2 separate regions of the Homo sapiens genome follow, and region 1 is linked to region 2. The links are chromatin loops, found by intact Hi-C in ENCODE. Cell type or tissue: Caco-2. All regions are shown on one strand. Links, peaks and the distances in the headings refer to the core of each region. The heading gives the core; the rest is flanking DNA. Region 1 overlaps LOC644277 (a long non-coding RNA gene). Region 2 has its middle 16 kb from the start of SIK2.

The links. A loop is a pair of places that touch in the nucleus more often than their neighbours do. Peaks named below come from ENCODE experiments on the same cell type or tissue, not always from the same donor. Only the 100,000 strongest peaks of a DNase experiment are listed, where the experiment ranks them.
Region 1: it touches region 2 in a loop (4-fold over the local background); 11 of 110 quality-filtered maps call a loop at or near these places.

What each region holds. Positions count from the first base shown.
Region 1 is chr11:111,450,360-111,458,690 of GRCh38, reverse strand. It overlaps LOC644277 (a long non-coding RNA gene), which reads right to left. Exons shown (of 4, transcript XR_001748381.1): 2 at 8,246-8,331; 3 at 7,282-7,444; 4 at 5,146-5,282. It also overlaps a transcript of BTG4 not described here. Among named protein-coding and RNA genes, the nearest start is that of MIR34BHG, 56 kb to the left of the region's middle. In Caco-2, for the core only: a CTCF peak has its summit at 3,811 (motif pointing left); DNase peaks (open chromatin) are centred at 694, 2,040, 3,350 and 3,800.
Region 2 is chr11:111,582,382-111,590,712 of GRCh38, reverse strand. No RefSeq gene overlaps it. Among named protein-coding and RNA genes, the nearest start is that of SIK2, 16 kb to the left of the region's middle. In Caco-2, for the core only: a CTCF peak has its summit at 4,201 (motif pointing left); DNase peaks (open chromatin) are centred at 4,213 and 6,290.

The DNA.
Region 1 (8,331 bases), core at 219-8,218, 130 kb after region 2:
TTGGGATGAACTCCTTTCTTGCGTTTATTCGTGGGAAGTGGAAGACTGCTGCAGAATGAAGGTGAGAAGGGATTGAGGACTCAGGAGATTCAGGCTTTGCAGCTAGAGGACCCCAGCTGGGCAACTCATTTAACTCTCTGAATGTCAGGTTTCCCACTCTAAAATGGGTATCATAGCACCTGTTGGTGGTGTTTCATGAGCCATGAAGTAACAAGAGAATGTATGCTCCATAACATAACTCAATGGCATTGGCAAGAAATTAAGACAGGGAGGCAGTCAAGCACTCATGGGGTCGGGGTATGAAGTCATGGAGTTCCTTCTCTCTTCCCTTGGTCACGCATGTGCATGGCCAGTAGGGCTGCAGCCCTGTCCCTGAGCTTATGGGCCTAGGAGCATCAAAGCACCAGGTCATTCTGGGCCCGAGATATCGGGGCCTGAGAGCCTCTGGCCCAGATTCATCCATACCTATCCTGCCACCACTGGCTTCAATGTCATCTGCTGTCACCAGCTGCCTCTCCAGCCTCTGAGCCTGCTGCAGGACATGGTGCAGAGTCAAGGCCAGTGGCTGTCTCATGTCCTTAATGGCAGCCTCCAGAGTTTCCTGTACACCCGACTCTGGACTCTCCTGGCACGGCTGAAGCACTGCAATCACTTGCCTCTGGGCCACTAGCACATTGGTGTCCAGCAGGGCCTGTGGCCCTCCCATATGGGGCAATGTCTGGCCCTCTCGTCAGGAAGCCCCCTGGAGCCGGACTGTCTTCCTGCTCAGTGGCTCCACAAAGCTGTCACCAGGCAGCAAGAGGTTCCCCGAAGCATCTCGCAGCCCTCCCAGTACAAGTAGCTGAGCTGGAAGAAAGAAACCAAGGGGGCAAGGTGGGAGAGGGAACCAGCAGGGATGTAGGCAGGTGTGGCATAAGGGGAACTAGGGCACAAGGGTGGAAGTGAGCTGTGGGAGGGAAGGAGGAGGGGGAGAGGGAGGGGGCAGGGGGTAGAGCATGGTGGTGACAGGTGGAGAAATGGTCCTTTTTGGTTGAAAAGTGTCCATTAACTTTATAGAAGTACCTTGCTTCTCTTCCCCTCCCCAGGGGCACTGGAGTAGAGATGGGGAAGGGGAGAGGGAAGGTTGGGGGTAAGAGGCTGAGAGGATGAAGGGTGGAAAGAGGGTCGTGGGTGGAGTTTGTGGCTCAGATCAGAACATGGAGGGTGTAGGGGGCTGAGAGGAAGGGGACTGGGAGGCCAGGCCAGGCATGGAGGAGGGCGAGGGAGGACAATGCTGAGGGCTGCCGGGAGACCTGTGTTTTCATCCAACCCGACTCCCAGGATGGGCGAGATGCCTCCTGTGACTGGATCCTCCATGGGCCCCCCATCTCCAGAGGGGCCAAGGTCTTGGTGAGAGGATTGCAGTATGTCCTCCCAAGAGTGAGCCACTGCCTTGTTTGGGGGTGCAGATTCACAGCCAGCACGGGCACCTTGATGCCTGTGACGGGGTCTGTCATGAGAGCCCCCAGCGGGGACGTCCTTCTTGGCTGCAGGATGGGCAGGTGCGTGGCTGGAGGGGAACCTGTGGTGGGACTGGTTGGGTAGGGCACATAGGGCAGGATGGCAGCTTCTGATGTTCGGACACCACCTGGACAGGGATACAGGGAGCTGTTGGTACCCTTTAATGCACCAGCCTCCTTCAGCCCTGCAGAGCAGGACAGAGGGGCCTTGGGACCTGCCTCCTTTTACCATGCAGCTCATGGCACCTTCTGGATCCAGCAAGAATGTCAAGATGAGGAGGGGAAGGAAGTATTTACTACTCTGCTGGTCACCAAGCCCCACTGTCCAAGGAGAGAGCCCTGCGTCCTGTGCTGTGCTCCCTGGGAGCTCATTCCTGAGAGTCCCAGCAAGCCCTGCCTCATCTCTGAAGCCCAGAGCTGAGTTGGGGATAGTCAGTGGGCCAGGGGCTCACCGGCATTGGTGTCCATAGTGGGCACCAGGGTAGCTCTCAGCAGATCATATCCCAGGTGTCCAGCCTCGGGCAGCACCCTCCCAGTGTCAGGGTGGATGAAGTAGCCAGGGGGTATGGAGCCTGCGTGGCCGCTGGCTGGAAGCATCAAGGAGTTGGGGCCAGGGACCATCAACTTGGTGACGGGGTTCACACTGATGTCATCAGCACCAGGAGGGCCTGCTGGGGCTGCAGGAAAGCAATCATTGCCTGCTCAGCCCTGGGCTGGGGGCCGGTGGGAGAGGGAACATGCGGGGACTCCCTTGGCTGGTGACTGGAAGGAGCTGGTGAGAACTCCTCCCCAGCCTCCACAGACATTGTGCTCCTGAGGGGGCAGGGGTCTCATCTTTGCTAACTCCAGAGCAGTATTCCACGTGCCATTGTGATATCATTGCGCAGGCCGGCAGAGACTGGAAAAGCCTCGGGAAATGGTGGCAACAGCCTACAGGGGGGCTACGGGATTCCCAGGACTCAGCAGGCCTGCGAGACCCCAAGACAGGTTCATCATTTACCAAACTTGGCCGTTTGCCTTCATCTGCCAGGCTTTTATTTTCAGGAAGTGCCTCCGGATCTATAAAGCTATGACTTGCCATGGCTTTGTTTCTTCCTTGGTTCTTCCCACTTTCGAGGCTCCTTCTTCTTTTGGGCAGGCATTGCATGGGAAGCCCCTCCCGACCTTGGGGTGTCCGCTCTGTTTTGCCCTCTTCTACCTCTCCTCCCCTGCTGGGTGTCTGGGGGTGGAACTGGAGTTTCTACAGGGCTAGTTGCCCTGATTCAGGGCCAGGTTTCCTGGGGGGCCCTGGCTGAGGCCCAAGCAAAGCTCACCTGGCCTCAGTAGCTCCGCCCCAGTGCCGGTGCCCAGAATGCCCCAGGCCTTCAGGCGGTGGCCCTCCTGCAGCACGACCTGGGACAGGTGGCCCAGCACCGTGTCCAGCTGGGGAACTGCCCTGCAGGGGCACAGGAGCAATCAGGGGTGGGAAAAGGACGTTTTGTTTTGGCCAGTTCCGGGACCCCCTGCAGCCACATTCTCTCCTCCCCATTTCATGTCTCCCTAAGTCTGATCCAGGTTGGCCAGATCCACACTTTTCTGGGTTCTGCCCAGCCGGAGAGGATTTCTCTGACCTGGAGCCCATCTGTGCTTTCAACTGCTGCTGAACCTCCCTCAGCGTCGAGCAGAAAGAGGCCCACTGCTCCTGCCTCCCGAGGAGGTTTTGGCGAAGGAGCTTGAGTTGGTGACGAAGGCTGGCTGCGTACTCGCCTGCCAGGTGCCTCCTCCGGCTGGCCTTCTCTTCTGCAGCCCAGGCAGCTGCCTCAGCAGCCTGGGTCAGAGACAACCCTGCCTGCTCACCTGCAGGCGCTACAGCCACCAGGGACAGCAAGCTCGGGGACACCCCACTCACCTTGGGAACTCCAGAGTTATTCTGGACAGGCATGGCAGCAGCGGCAAAGGGGATGAGAAATTCCCAGAGATGGTGGGAACTGTAGGTAAGAGCTTTAGGGCCAGGGAGATGGAACAGGTTGGGGAGGTGCTAAGGGAGGGAGCCTGGACCTCAGTGAGGGGAGGGAGTTGTGTTTGGGCACAGAGACCAGAGAGGAAGGCGTGAACCAAGCCCACCTGCTGCTGCTCCCTCTGCACGCTCCTCAGAAGCCGGTTAGCGGAGGCTGGGAGGCAGCGCCTTGTTCCCCACAGCTGCTGGAGAGAACGGGCTTCACCCAGAAGTTTAAGGTAGAGGAGTTTGAGCTGTGAGAGAGGGTGGATTGAGTGTGTGTGAACTCTGTTCCCGGAGCCACCCAGCCTCTCACTGTTGTGATTGCAGCGCCCCCTGCTGCCAACAGCTGGAGAGACTCCAGAACCCCACCCCCCAACCCCCAACCCCCAACCCAGACACTTGGAAAGAGTGAATGAGGACAGACACTGGCTCGTCCCAGCCAGTCTCAGCATGCACATTCTGCTGGGGAAGCCCTGGCCCAGTTTTGGTACTTGGACTTCTAATGTATTCTTTTTGCTTCTAATGCCTGCCATCTACTGGCATAAATTTGCTCACCTAGTTGGGCTACCGAGGACTAGGGATGGAGATCTGAGAAGGAACTCCAATGGTGGCCTTGGTAGAATCCCTATTACTGGTCCGAAGCCCTAGGTTTCATGAAATCAGTTCTAATTTTAATCTGAAATCCTCTATCTCCCCTTCCCATATACTCTCCTTTATTCTGATTCCTTTAGGACTCTATGTTCCATATTCTTTGGACTCTATGTCCTATAACCAACTCTCCTGAAGAGGAGACTCTTTCTAGCCCCACATGTTCCTCCAGTCTTGGGTAGAAGTGTTGCCTGGAGCTGCCAGTTACCTCTTCCTTCGTGTGGCTGAGTTTGGCTGTCACTGACAGAGACTGCCTGAGGCAGTCTCCAAAGAAGGCCTCTGTGTCAAACCACTCCAGATCTACCTGCTCCTCAGCCTCCCAGCTCCCACCTGTGGGGGTCGGAGGGAAGAAGGATTATCCTCCTGAAATGCAAATATGAGCTTCCCTACAGATCTTCCATGCATCTTCTTCCTATAGAGCCTCAACAGTCCAGGCACAGTCTTGCTACTGAAAGTGTAGTTCTTGGGTAAGGAGCATCAGTGCTACTGAGGAATTTGTTAGAAATGCAGAATCTCAGGCCTCATCCAAGACCTACTGAAGCAGAAGATCCCCAGGAAATTCATATCTACATTAAAGTTCTAGGAGCACAAACAAATCCCAGTGTGGCTGTCTGAGGACCATGCTGTGAGTAGCAAGGATAGAAGGGGAACCCTTCAGTGTGACATACAATAAATACCTTCTGCAACTTGCTCCTCTAGATAGTACTGGTCACTGTGTAACTTGGCTGCTTTGTACACGGTTATACTATGTTTCTTTTGGAAAGTGTGTTTAGATGTCTCTTTCCTGCTCTATATTGCCTATGCCTAGTGCCCGGCAGTGTTATGACATACAGTACCACTCAGAAAAGATTTTTTGAGCAAATCAGTGGATGAATGAAGAGGAATTGAGAATTGAGCAATCTTGGAAGATGGAAAAAAGAAGCAGGAGCTGGCTAGTTGGATTTGGGGGTGCCTCTGGGATTCTAGCCCACCTGTCACTCACCAGGACCCCCCTCAACCCTGGGGGCGTCAGAGTCTTGGTGAGATCGGCCTCTCCTTATTGACATTATCCCAGTTCTTGGGGAAGTGTAGGCATCGAGGTTGCATTCTTGCTGATGTCTCCTGAAGGTGGGGTGGGGAGCAGCCTTCCGAGCCCAGCTCAGGCTGTGACACTGCATCTACAGAGTACATAATGGGGAGTGGGAAGGGAAGGGCGAGCTGAGGGAGCAGCATCCTTCCTGAAGACTCTGAAAGGAAACAGGTCGCACTTCACCGTGGTTAGGGAGCACCTCATCCTCTCTTGCTTGGACTAATTGTTTAGGTCTCTGTCGTTTTTCCCCCTCTGATCCATCTCTGTCCTCCACCCTACTGCTAGAGTACAAATAAAAGTTGGACCAGGTTTTCTCACTTGCTGAAAGTTCTTATCCCTTGCCTAGGGGTTAGAGTCCAAACTTCTTAGCAGGGCCTGGAGGCCATCCCATTTTAGTCTCCCTCCCAGTTCCAGCCTTATCCTTGTCCTCACACCTCAGCTCCAGTCATGGGAAACCCCGTTTGGTCACCAGAGGAGATGTGTGTTGTTTCATGCCTATGTGCTTGCTGTGCTCACAATACTCCCCTTCTCATCTCTGTTCCTCCTCCCCACTGCGTACCCCCTCCTCAACTTACCAACCCTCTGGTAGTACAGGGACCACATTATATTAATAATTCTCCTGTTTCAAACCTCATTCAGGCATCAACTCTTCCGGAAAGTCTGTCCTGACCTCCACCCTCTCCAGGGAGAACAGTCAACTCCTGCCTTGGTGTGCACCCTGGACATGCTTTAGCTAGCTCCATTATATTTGCTGACATGTATTTGTTTCAAGCCCTGGAGGCTTGAAACTGCACCTTTGTCACCTTTGCATCTTAGCAACTATTAGAATGCTTATCATAAACAGGAATGGAAGACCCACTTATAGGGGATTGGAGAGGTGGTCTTGTGGAGTGGTTAAGATGTCGCTTGTCTGGCTTTACTCAAAGCCCCAGGAGCAGCACAATCTCCCCCAGGAGTCCTGGCCAGCCAGACCTCTTCAGGGCCTGGGGGATCCTGGCGATGCCAGTCTGGATGAGATACCTGGGAGTTGTGGAGGCAAAGGGCCCTTCCCCACAGCACTGGCCCCCTGGCGGGAGGGCCCGGACATAATGGATGGAAAGAAGTCTGTTCAGTCTTTGTCCCACTGTCTGCCAGAGACTGGCCACAAGACAGAGTGGGACCCACGCCGGCCAACACCGACCAAATAGTTGGATGACTGTGTAAACCTGGGGACTGGGAGGCAGAATCAGAGTTTTCCTGGGAAACTTGTTCACATCAGATGACTCAAATCAGATGACTATCTGTATGAGGGAGCTGTGTGCATGTTCTGGGACTAAGCCAGTAAAACCTCTTGGATGTTGTGCTGACAGGGAGATACTAAATGCTGTGTGTGGCACTAACAGCACACCTGGATCAGTGTGGTGGTGCAATGTGCAGGTCACACAGATAAAACCATGCATAGGTGGGCTTGGCAGATGGGGGTCGGGGGGAGACAAAGTGGAGGATTGGGAGAGATAGCCAGAGGTCCTAAGCCGCTCAATGCCATTGATGTCCCTGAATACATACTTGTGTTCCCATCCTCTCAACCTTCCCCTCCTTGCACAGCACATGCTGGGTTGCTGTGAAATGAACTTTGGCATCCCAGGACCATCTGTTAGCATTGTGGGACCCTGAAACTGATAGGGACATCAGGGCATCTCCTTCCCTGCAGATCTGTCTGAGCTGGTTATGAGGCAGTATTTATTTTTTTTTTGAGACAGAGTTTCACTCTTGTTGCCCAGGCTGGAGTGCAGTGGCACGATCTCGGCTCACTGCAATCTCCACCTCCCGGGTTCAAGCGATTCTCCTGCCTCAGCCTCCCAAGTAGCTGGAATTACAGGCATGCACCACCATGCCCAGCTAATTTTGTATTTTTAGTAGAGACAGGGTTTCTCCATGTTGGTCAGGCTGGTCTCGAACTTCCGACCCAGGTGATCTGCCCTCCTTGGCCTCCCAAAGTGCTGGGATTACAGGTGTGAGCCACCACACCTGGCCTGCAGCAGTATTTTTTAAAGAGAGGGGAAATAATGGGATAATGTCTTAAATGAGGCAAATTATCGTAGACAAACCATCTTCCGATGTCGGTTGCTGCTCAGACGAAAGACATAAATGCCCGGCTTTTGGAACTGCTGCAGAAAGAGGCTGAGGCTTTGCTCATAGAGCTGGGACTCCTCAGCCAGGGCCCGGAAGCGCCGCCAGTCATATTGCTCCAGTGTGTTATAGAAGTGGCCCCTGAGGAGAGAGAAAGGAGGGAATACGTTGCCTTTGGGAGTGGTGGCTGATGCAGGGGCATTTCCTCTCTAGGGCCTCCATGATGATGGGGCTGTGGTCTCTGGACACTCACAGGTCATACTCTGGGTAATGCTCATGAGTCACCAGGAAGGCCAGGGTATCATTGACTTGGAGGCAGACTGTGGGGTTTCGGATGCCTGGCTCTGGGGGCAGCAGATCCCCAAGATGTGTGGAGTTGAGGCTCAGTGACCAAGAAGAGTCCAGATGTCCTTCCCTAGACTTTCCTAGGTAAGATTCAGAGAATGAGGGAGAGCTGCCACTCTTCAGATGGGTTTGTGCTGGGACCTGGGAAGGGTAGGGGAGGGATAGGAGGGGCAACAGGTGAGCTGCGATGCCCACCTGGATCCTGGTCTGGACACCTGGGATCCCCGAGGGGAAGGCCTAGGGAGTGTAGTAGCTCACCATCTGGTCAGGTCAGGCCCAGGAAGCCAAGCGCTAGAACAAGCAGGGATTCCCTCTGACCCTGCAGGGACCGGGGTAAGAGTTTTCCCAAGAGCATGTATATAATCAGCAGCTGTTCAGCCTGGTTTGCACGTGGTAGCTTCAACTTTCTGAAACATTGAGGGGGGTCAGAATTTGCATGCAGTTCTCAGGGAGCCCTCCCTAGGGGAGTGGTTGCCCTGTCAAACCTCAGCTTCTGGTCATGGGACAGAGCACACGCCCTGGTAAGGACAAGGCTTGCATGTGTGTGGTCCCGAGCCACAGGCCTCCCTGTGGCCTCCATCTGTCCAGCTCTCTTACCATCCATCTTGACCACATAGAGGGGGACAGACTTCTGCCCTAAGTCCAAGTTGCAGGGATGGCCCACAGCACGTGGTGGGGAAGGC
Region 2 (8,331 bases), core at 45-8,044:
CAGGAAACAAAATTTAAGGGGAGATGGGAAGAATCAGCAGGAGACAGTGAGGAGATGAGATATGGAGGGAGCCTTACCAGGGACAAAATTTCTGAGTATCTTGAGGTCAGAAAAAGCTGCAAGTGTTCCAGCTGGGTAGTGATGGGGGAGGAGAGGGATGGGGCTGAAGGGGAGGGGGACCATATTATGTGAGGTCCAGTATGTGCTCATTCATGATGCATGTTGTGACCCATGAGACTTGAAATGGGAAAAATTGACATAATTGTTGTTAGCTTATAAGCATTACTAGGAATTAATATTATGGAGATGTGATTCTACACAGTGAGATTTGAAAGCTGAAAGATTATATTTGCTAAAATATCTCCTCCAGCACACTGCTACTTCCCTTCTACATAGCCTTATTCCTTTGGATTAAACAAAGCAAATGTGGCAGTCTTCCAGAAGCCACTACTAAATTGTACTTAGTTTACCCGGAGAAAAAGCCTCTCCTTCGTCTCTGCTATTCTGATTTTTTTCCATTAGCTTCATGGTTGGTGTCTTAGTTTGTTCTGGCTGCCATAACACAGTACCTTAGACTGAGTAATTTATAAGTAATAGAAATTTATTTCTCACAGCTGTGGAGGCTAAGTCCAAGGTCCAGGAGTCGGCAGATTCAGTGTCTGGTGAGGGCTTGCTCTCTGCCTCTTAGACGTGCCTCTTGCTGCATCCTCATGGGGTGGAAGAAGGAGAGGGGTCTCTCTACAGCCTCTTTAATAAAGGCACTAACCTCATTCATGAGGGCTCCGCCCTTACCACCTCATCACCTCCCAAAGGCCCCATCTCTTAATATCATCACCTTGGGAGTTAGGTTTCAACACATGAATTTTGAGAGGACACATACATTCAGACCATAACAATTGGGTTAATTAGGTATTTGCATAGGGGAGAGATAAGCTTCAATGAGTGGAACGTGAAGAAAGCAAAGAACAGAGCAGTAACCTTTGGGGCATGATAGGGATGGGAGGCTCAGATAGGTAAGCATTGTGAAGGAGATTTTAAATCTTGGGTTGTCTTAGTACAGCTAAGGTCCCAGGGGATACTCGTTTCACAATTTTGTCCAGTATGTAAACCCTAAACCCCCAATTTTTTTTTGCCAAGATAAAGAATTAGCTGCATACCCCAAGATCAATCTTGGAGGAACTGTTTTGAATTGGTATTGTGTATTTCCATGTGTGTACTGTGTATATGTGGGGATGTGTGTGTATATCTGGATGTATATCTGTTGCCTGGGGCAGGAGACTTATGTGGAAATTAAAAGCAGAGGCTCAGACTGCTGATATAAGTGTCCACAAGGATAATGATCAGGACAGAACAGAAGCCAGAGTTTAGAAATAGAAAACTGGTGGGGATTGGATGACCTTGAGCATTTATTCTCCCACTGCACCACACCCTCCATCCCCTAGGGCTGGTGAATTACAATCCAGAAATGCCGTCTCTTCAGGCTGCTTCTCCTTGAGGGATAGAGGATAGTGTGAGTCTAAAGATAGGGCCCTGACCTGAAGAGTTGCTTGGTGGCGTGATACCCAGCCTAAGCAATTAATTATGATAGTCTGGTGCTTGGTGCCTGGATCTCTCCACCGTAGTGCTTGTCTCTTCCTCTCTCCTTGAGCTCACTGGATGTTGACACAGACTGTTTTTTTCCATTTTGAATGCTCAAACAGAATAGCTGATACCATCAGAGAAATATATACTCACAGGCCAAAGTAATGAGACATCTCAGGAGTACAGTTACTTCAAAATAAAGCAACAACTTGGATTATAGATGCCACCAGAAGCAAATATGTTAGATCAGATGGTTAACAAAATTAACAAATATAAAACAAGCATAATAAACAATGTTTATTGATCTAGTTTTTTTTTACTAATAACAGGATTTACTTTGAAAATCATATTTGGAAATAGTGCTATAGGATATAAAAATAGTGTGGGATTTGTTCAGAAATAAATATATGAAACTTTAAATTCAGAAACCAGACCCATGTATATATGTTTTTTTTTCTTTTTCTTTTTTTTTTTTTTTTTTTTTTGAGATGGAGTCTCACTCTATTACCCAGGCTGGAGTGCTGCTGCACAATCTCGGCTTACTGCAACCTCCGCCTCCCAGGTTCAAGTGATTCTTCTGCCTCAGCTTCCTGAGTAGCTAGGACTACAGGTGTGTGCCACCATGCCCAGCTAATTTTTGTATTTTTAGTAGAGATGGAGTTTTGCCATGTTGGCCAGGCTGGTCTCAAACTCCTGAGCTCAGGTGATCTACCAGCCTTGGCCTCCCAAAGTGCTGGGATTATAGACATGAGCCACTGCGCCTGACCATATATGGAATTTTGATATATGATAGAAGTGGTATGGCAGATCAATGGGGAAAGGAGGGACTATTCAATAAATGGACTTGTAAAAAATGGTTATCTAGGCCAGGTGCAGTGCCTCACACCTGCAATCCCAGCCCTTTGGGAGGATGAGATGGGTGGATCACTTGAGCCCAGGAATTCCAGACTAGCCTGGGCAACATAGTGAAACCCCATCTCTACAAAAAAATTAGCTGGGGATGGTGGCATGTGCCTGTGGTCCCAGCTACTTGGAAGGCTAAGGTGGGAGGATTGCTTGAGCCTGGGAGGTCAAGGCTGCAGTGAGCTGCGATTGCACCACTGCTCTCCAGCCTGAGCAACAAAGCAAGATCCAGTCTCAAAAAAAAAATCTATATGGAAAAAATGACATTGATCCCTACCTCATACCATATATAAAAATAAACACATAAATTAAATACTTAAATGTTAAAAGTAAAATTTTATAAATTTTATTAGCAAATATATGTCTTTCTGACTTTGAGCTAGGGAAGTATTAAGGACACAAAAAAGCCTCCAACCATAAAAGAAAATATTAATGAATCTGATTATATTAAAATTAATAACTTCTGAAAATCAAATATGAGATCCATAAATGTGAGATTCAAGGAAGGGAAGGTGGAGAAATGAATTGAGGGGAAGCTCATAGGTGGTTGTATGATTGTTAATATTCTAATTCTTATATTGGGTGGTTGGCTTACAAGTATTCATATTTTTATTCATAATAAGCAAATATATAAATAAGTACATAAGTATATATAAATAAAAACAAAAGAGTGGCCAGGCACGGTGGCTCATGCCTGTAATCCCAGCACTTTGGGAGGCCGAGGCGGGTGGATCACGAGGTCAGGAGATCGAGACCATCCTGGCTAACATGGTGAAACCCCGTCTCTACTAAAAATACAAAAAAATTAGCCGGGCATGCTTATAAGCTTATAATGCTTATAAGCTAACAACAATTATAAGTTGGAGGCGGAGCTTGCAGTGAGCCAAGATTGCGCCACTGCACTCCAGCCTGGGCGACAGAGTGAGACTACATCTCAAAACAAACAAACAAACAAACAAAAAGGGTGCTAAGCTTGTACCAGTGAAAAACAGTGTTTCATGAATCAAAGATAATCTGTGCACTTGAGCAGAAAAACATCAACTATCCCAACCATATTTTGTTTTTACTATTAGTTATCATTAATCTACACAACAATCCTATTTTTGATTACTACTATAATCCCCTTTTTACAGATGGATCAAAGCTTAGTGAGTTAATGTAACTTGCTCAAGTCCATGAAGCTAGTATATGACAGAATCAAGAATTTGAAGTCTCATCTGTTTGACTCTAGGTCCTGGGTCTCAACAATTAGGTTTAGGCCCCCAGGCACTTAAGACCATTTTACTCACAAAGGTACCCACTAAGAGCAATTATTGCTGAGGATAACAATCTCTAGATATGTGAAGGTAAAAGTTGACCTAACATTTGAATGTTTTGCCACACAAAGTGTGCCTTAGCAACTTGAGGAATTTACATGTGTGTCATAATGGAAAAAACTGTGTTAAAATGAAGTCACACATATACCATTGAGTAATAAGAATCTGAATGCAAGAGAGCTCAAGTAAGAAATGTCATGCACTGTTGGATCAAGAGTGATTCACTCCTGGAGTCTGCACAATGTTCCTCTTCCATATGCCCACACAGGAATGTAAAGATATAAAGAGAACGTTCACAAACTTTTCTAGCAGTTGTAAATTTGCTACACACCTAATGAATTCTGCTTTGTGACCTCACTAAAGCACCTTTGTTTCTTAGTTCTTTAAAGAACATCAAATGTAAGTCCCATGCCCCCTCTACTGGTCAGCCTCATTTTGTCATAAATGTTTTTCTAAATAGGCATCCATCCATCCATCCATCCCTGTGAACAAAGATACTTATTTCTAGTGTCCTGAGTCTTTCTGGAGAGGAGAGTTGGCAGTGGGAAAGAGAGAGGAGTATATATATATTTTTTTTGTGTGAAGAAGATAAAATGTCACCAAAAATCTGGCTTGTGGGCAGGTGCCATATAACTGAACTTATACCATAACTTTGGAGGAATAAGATTGGAGGTGTGGAGATCAGTTTTAGAGGCAGCATCTGTAGCCTTTGCTTTATACCCAAAAGTAAAAATTAAAAATAATCTGTTAATTTTCTTCAATTCATCATCCAATTAAACTTATTAGGTACTCTCACAGAGGTCTGTCTTATTGTGTATCTCTCTATCCACTTCCCCTAAAAGTAGTGCTCTCCTCTCCTTCCTGTGTTTACATGTCAGATCTATTCATCAGAGTAAAATGAGGACTTTTGAGGGCAGAAATCACATTTAATTTTCTGTCAGGTTCAGCCCCCAACTCCCAAATAGTGCATACCACATGGTAAATAACAATTATGCTACTTAGCTACCCCTCTCAAATTGCCACGTAAGAACAGAAAACATCCCCATTCAGTAGCCCAAGGAAATCCAAATCAAAAGGATAAAAGAAGATGCTGACCATGCACCAGAAGACTAAATACAGTAATTTTATTGTTGTGCCCATAATCACTATTTGACCAGAAACATTTCAGGATATGTTGATTCTCAGATGTTGGAGTTCAATGATCAGGTTCAGAAAACATCTATTAAAATGACTTCCCTTTTCCTCCACCTCTGAACCTCCAGATCCCTAAACACTGAAGAGGGCTAAACAATATGGTTCTTTTATTCTTTTCAACTCACATACTACTTGACCACAAAATCCTTATAGTAATATAGTAGCAACTTTGAGCATCAGGAAGTGAGACACGAGGCAGCCAGCTTCTATGGGCAAGGAGCCAGGAGCCCTGAGTTCTGCTCTTGGATCCACCATGTTGTAGCTAGCTAACCAGCGGAGAGTCACTTCATTTTAGTTTGTGTCTCAGTTTCTGATATGGTCATGCTTTGTGTTCCCCCCCAAATCTTATCTTTGGAAATTATAATCTCCATCATCCCCATGTGTCAAGGGAGAGACCAAGTGGAGATAATTGGATGATGGGGGCGGTATCCCCCATGCTGTTCTTGTGATAGTGAGTGAGTTCTCAGGAGATCTGATGGGTTTTTTGTTGTTGTTGTTGTTGTTGTTGTTTTGTTTTGTTTTGTTTTATGAGATAGAGTCTCGCTCTGTCACCCTGGGCTGAAGCACAGTGGTGCAATCTCAGCTCACTGCAACCTCCACCTCCCAGGTTCAAGTGATTCTCCTGCCTCAGCCTCCCGAGTAGCTGGGACTACATTTCACCATGTTGGCCATGCTGGTCTCGAACTCCTGACCTCAGGTGATCTGCCCACCTCAGCCTCCCAAAGTGCAGGGATTAGAGGTGTGAGCCACCGCACCTGACTGAGATCTGATGGTTTTATAAAGGGCACTTCCCCCTTCGCTTGCTGTAAATTAGTCTCGGGCAGTTCTAATAGCAGTATGAAATGGACTAATACAGTTTCCTTATTTGTAAAGTAGTAATAATCATATCTGCTTTATATACTAACTTCACTGGGTAGGCAGGTAATATCTTGTAAACTCTGTATGCTCTCTGGAGCGGTAAGGGGTGGGGCTGGGGTGTCAAACCACTTTCCCTTTTCCATGATGCATTCATATTCTGAAGACTTCAGACTGTCCTCAGACTGGGACAAGTGAAAACTGCCCGGGTTTAGAAGGCCCTGCATATCACAAACCACCCACAACACCCCCACCCACACACACATTATTAAAGAGCACATGACCCCTCTCTCAGTTTGGCATTCAGCACTGACACAGCATGGCCATAAGCCTAAATGTCCACTCTTACCACTAACACTGGTTAGGCCCCAGGAAACCATTCTCCATATCTCTTGCCTTATGTCCTCAAAACAGCAGGTGGCTGCATCTGAATGCCATAAAGACTTGCATGTTGGGCCTGGTGCGGTGGCTCATGCCTGCAATCCCAGCACTTTGGGAGGCTGAGGCAGTCAGATCACCTGAGGTCAGGAGTTCAAGACGAGCCTGGCCAACATGGTGAAACCCTGTCTCTACTAAAAATGGAAAAATTAGCTGGGCATGGCAGCATGTGCCTGTAATCCTAGCCACTCGGGAGGCTGAGGCAGGAGAATTGCTTGAACCCAGGAGGCGGAGGCTGCAGTGAGCCGAGATTGTGCCACTGCACTCCAGCCTTTTAAATAAATAAATATTAATAAACATTTATTATTAATAAATAATAATAAATAAATAAAAATAAAAGCTTGCAGTCTGTGGTATCCCCATTTTAAAATTACAAATTTTAATGTATATTTTGCCTTTTAATTTTAATAGATGGTTTTGAATATTTTAGAAAAGATAACTTTTTAACAATATATGAAAAACAATTTCATATTAAAATTTTTTGTATTTATATTATACTTTTGATAAAAATATAAAAATTTATACAGCTTGAATAGATGTATATTTTAATTTTAATCTTTTTTATCACTACTGTTGATAAAACACAAATTATTTGAAAATCTTGATTATTACAACTTAACTGGGCCAGGCATGGTGGCTCACATCTGTAATCCCAGCACTTTGGGAGGCTGAGTTGGGAGGATTGCTTGAGGCCAGGAATTCAAGACCAGCCTGGGTAACATAGCAAGACCCGATTTCTACAAAAAAATTTAAAAATAGCTGGGTGTAGTGGCACAAACCTGTGGTCCTAGCTACTCAGGAGGCTGAGGTGAGAGGATTGCTCGAGCCCAGGAGTTCAAGGCTACAGTGAGCTGTGATTGCACCACTGCACTCCAGCATGGGTGACAAAGTAAGACACTATCTCTTAAAAAAAAAAACCGAAACAACTAGTGATTTTGCTAAAATGAGAACAAAAAAAAAAATAGATGCTTCATAAGTAGATAGAATGCAGATTTCTTTTAAAAAGGCAAACTACTTTTAAGAGTATGAATTCTACCTCAGAGCAATAGAAATCTATTATATAAGTGATTTCTCAATCTGGGTTTCTTAAATGGGGTTATAAGAGGTATATCATGATTTGGGAGGGGAAGGGATTTCTCAAAGCCCTTGTTAAACATACTGCATGTTCTGGAATATCAATTGCCCTTTTAAACTTCTGTTTCTTTAAGAAAAACAGAGTAGGTTGTGGGACTTGAACGAATATTTAAGATAAACACAGGACTTTGGAAAAATTTTGCATTTCCCAATAATTTTGCTTTGGGTCACTTTCCCAGGGCTTTGAGTACACACCGGGGTGTGTGTGTGTGTGTGTGTGCGTGTGTGTGTGCATGTGTGTGTGTGTGTGTGTGTGTTGTGTAGCTTTCATTCTTCTCTGTCAGTACTTCAGTGGAAAAGTTTAGGAAGCACTGGAAGAAATAATAAACAACTTACTAGGACAAGAGTTCAGATTAGTATGCCTAGGAAAGAATTGAAAGAAGACAGTTCCTAATGGCCAGGCGCAGTGGCTCATACCTATTTGTAATCCCAGCACTTTGGGAGGTTGAGGTGGGCTTGATCCCAAGAGTTTGAAACCAGCCTGTGCAACATGGCAAAACCCCATCTCTACAAAAAAATGCATAAATTAGCAGGACGTGGTGATGCATGCCTGTAGTCCCAGCTACTTGGGAGACTGAGGGAGGAGGATCTTTTGAGCCCAGGAGGTTGAGGTTGAGGCTGCAGTGAGGTGTGATCACACCAGTCACTGCACTCCAGCCTGAGCAACAGAGCAAGACCCTGACTAAAAAAAAAAAAAAGAGGGTTACCTTCATTTGAAAAGGCATTACACCATGTTGCCAGCTTAATTGATTGTTTTTGTGTATGCTACTAATGAGACCAAATCAATCATTCTATCCCTGCATGGACTGGTTAATTGAGCTCTTTTTCTTTGCTAAGATGTCCCAACCTTGGCCAGCCTTGCTGGTGTGTAACTGCTTGGTCATTAGCAAGAGTGCAGGAGAGAATGTGG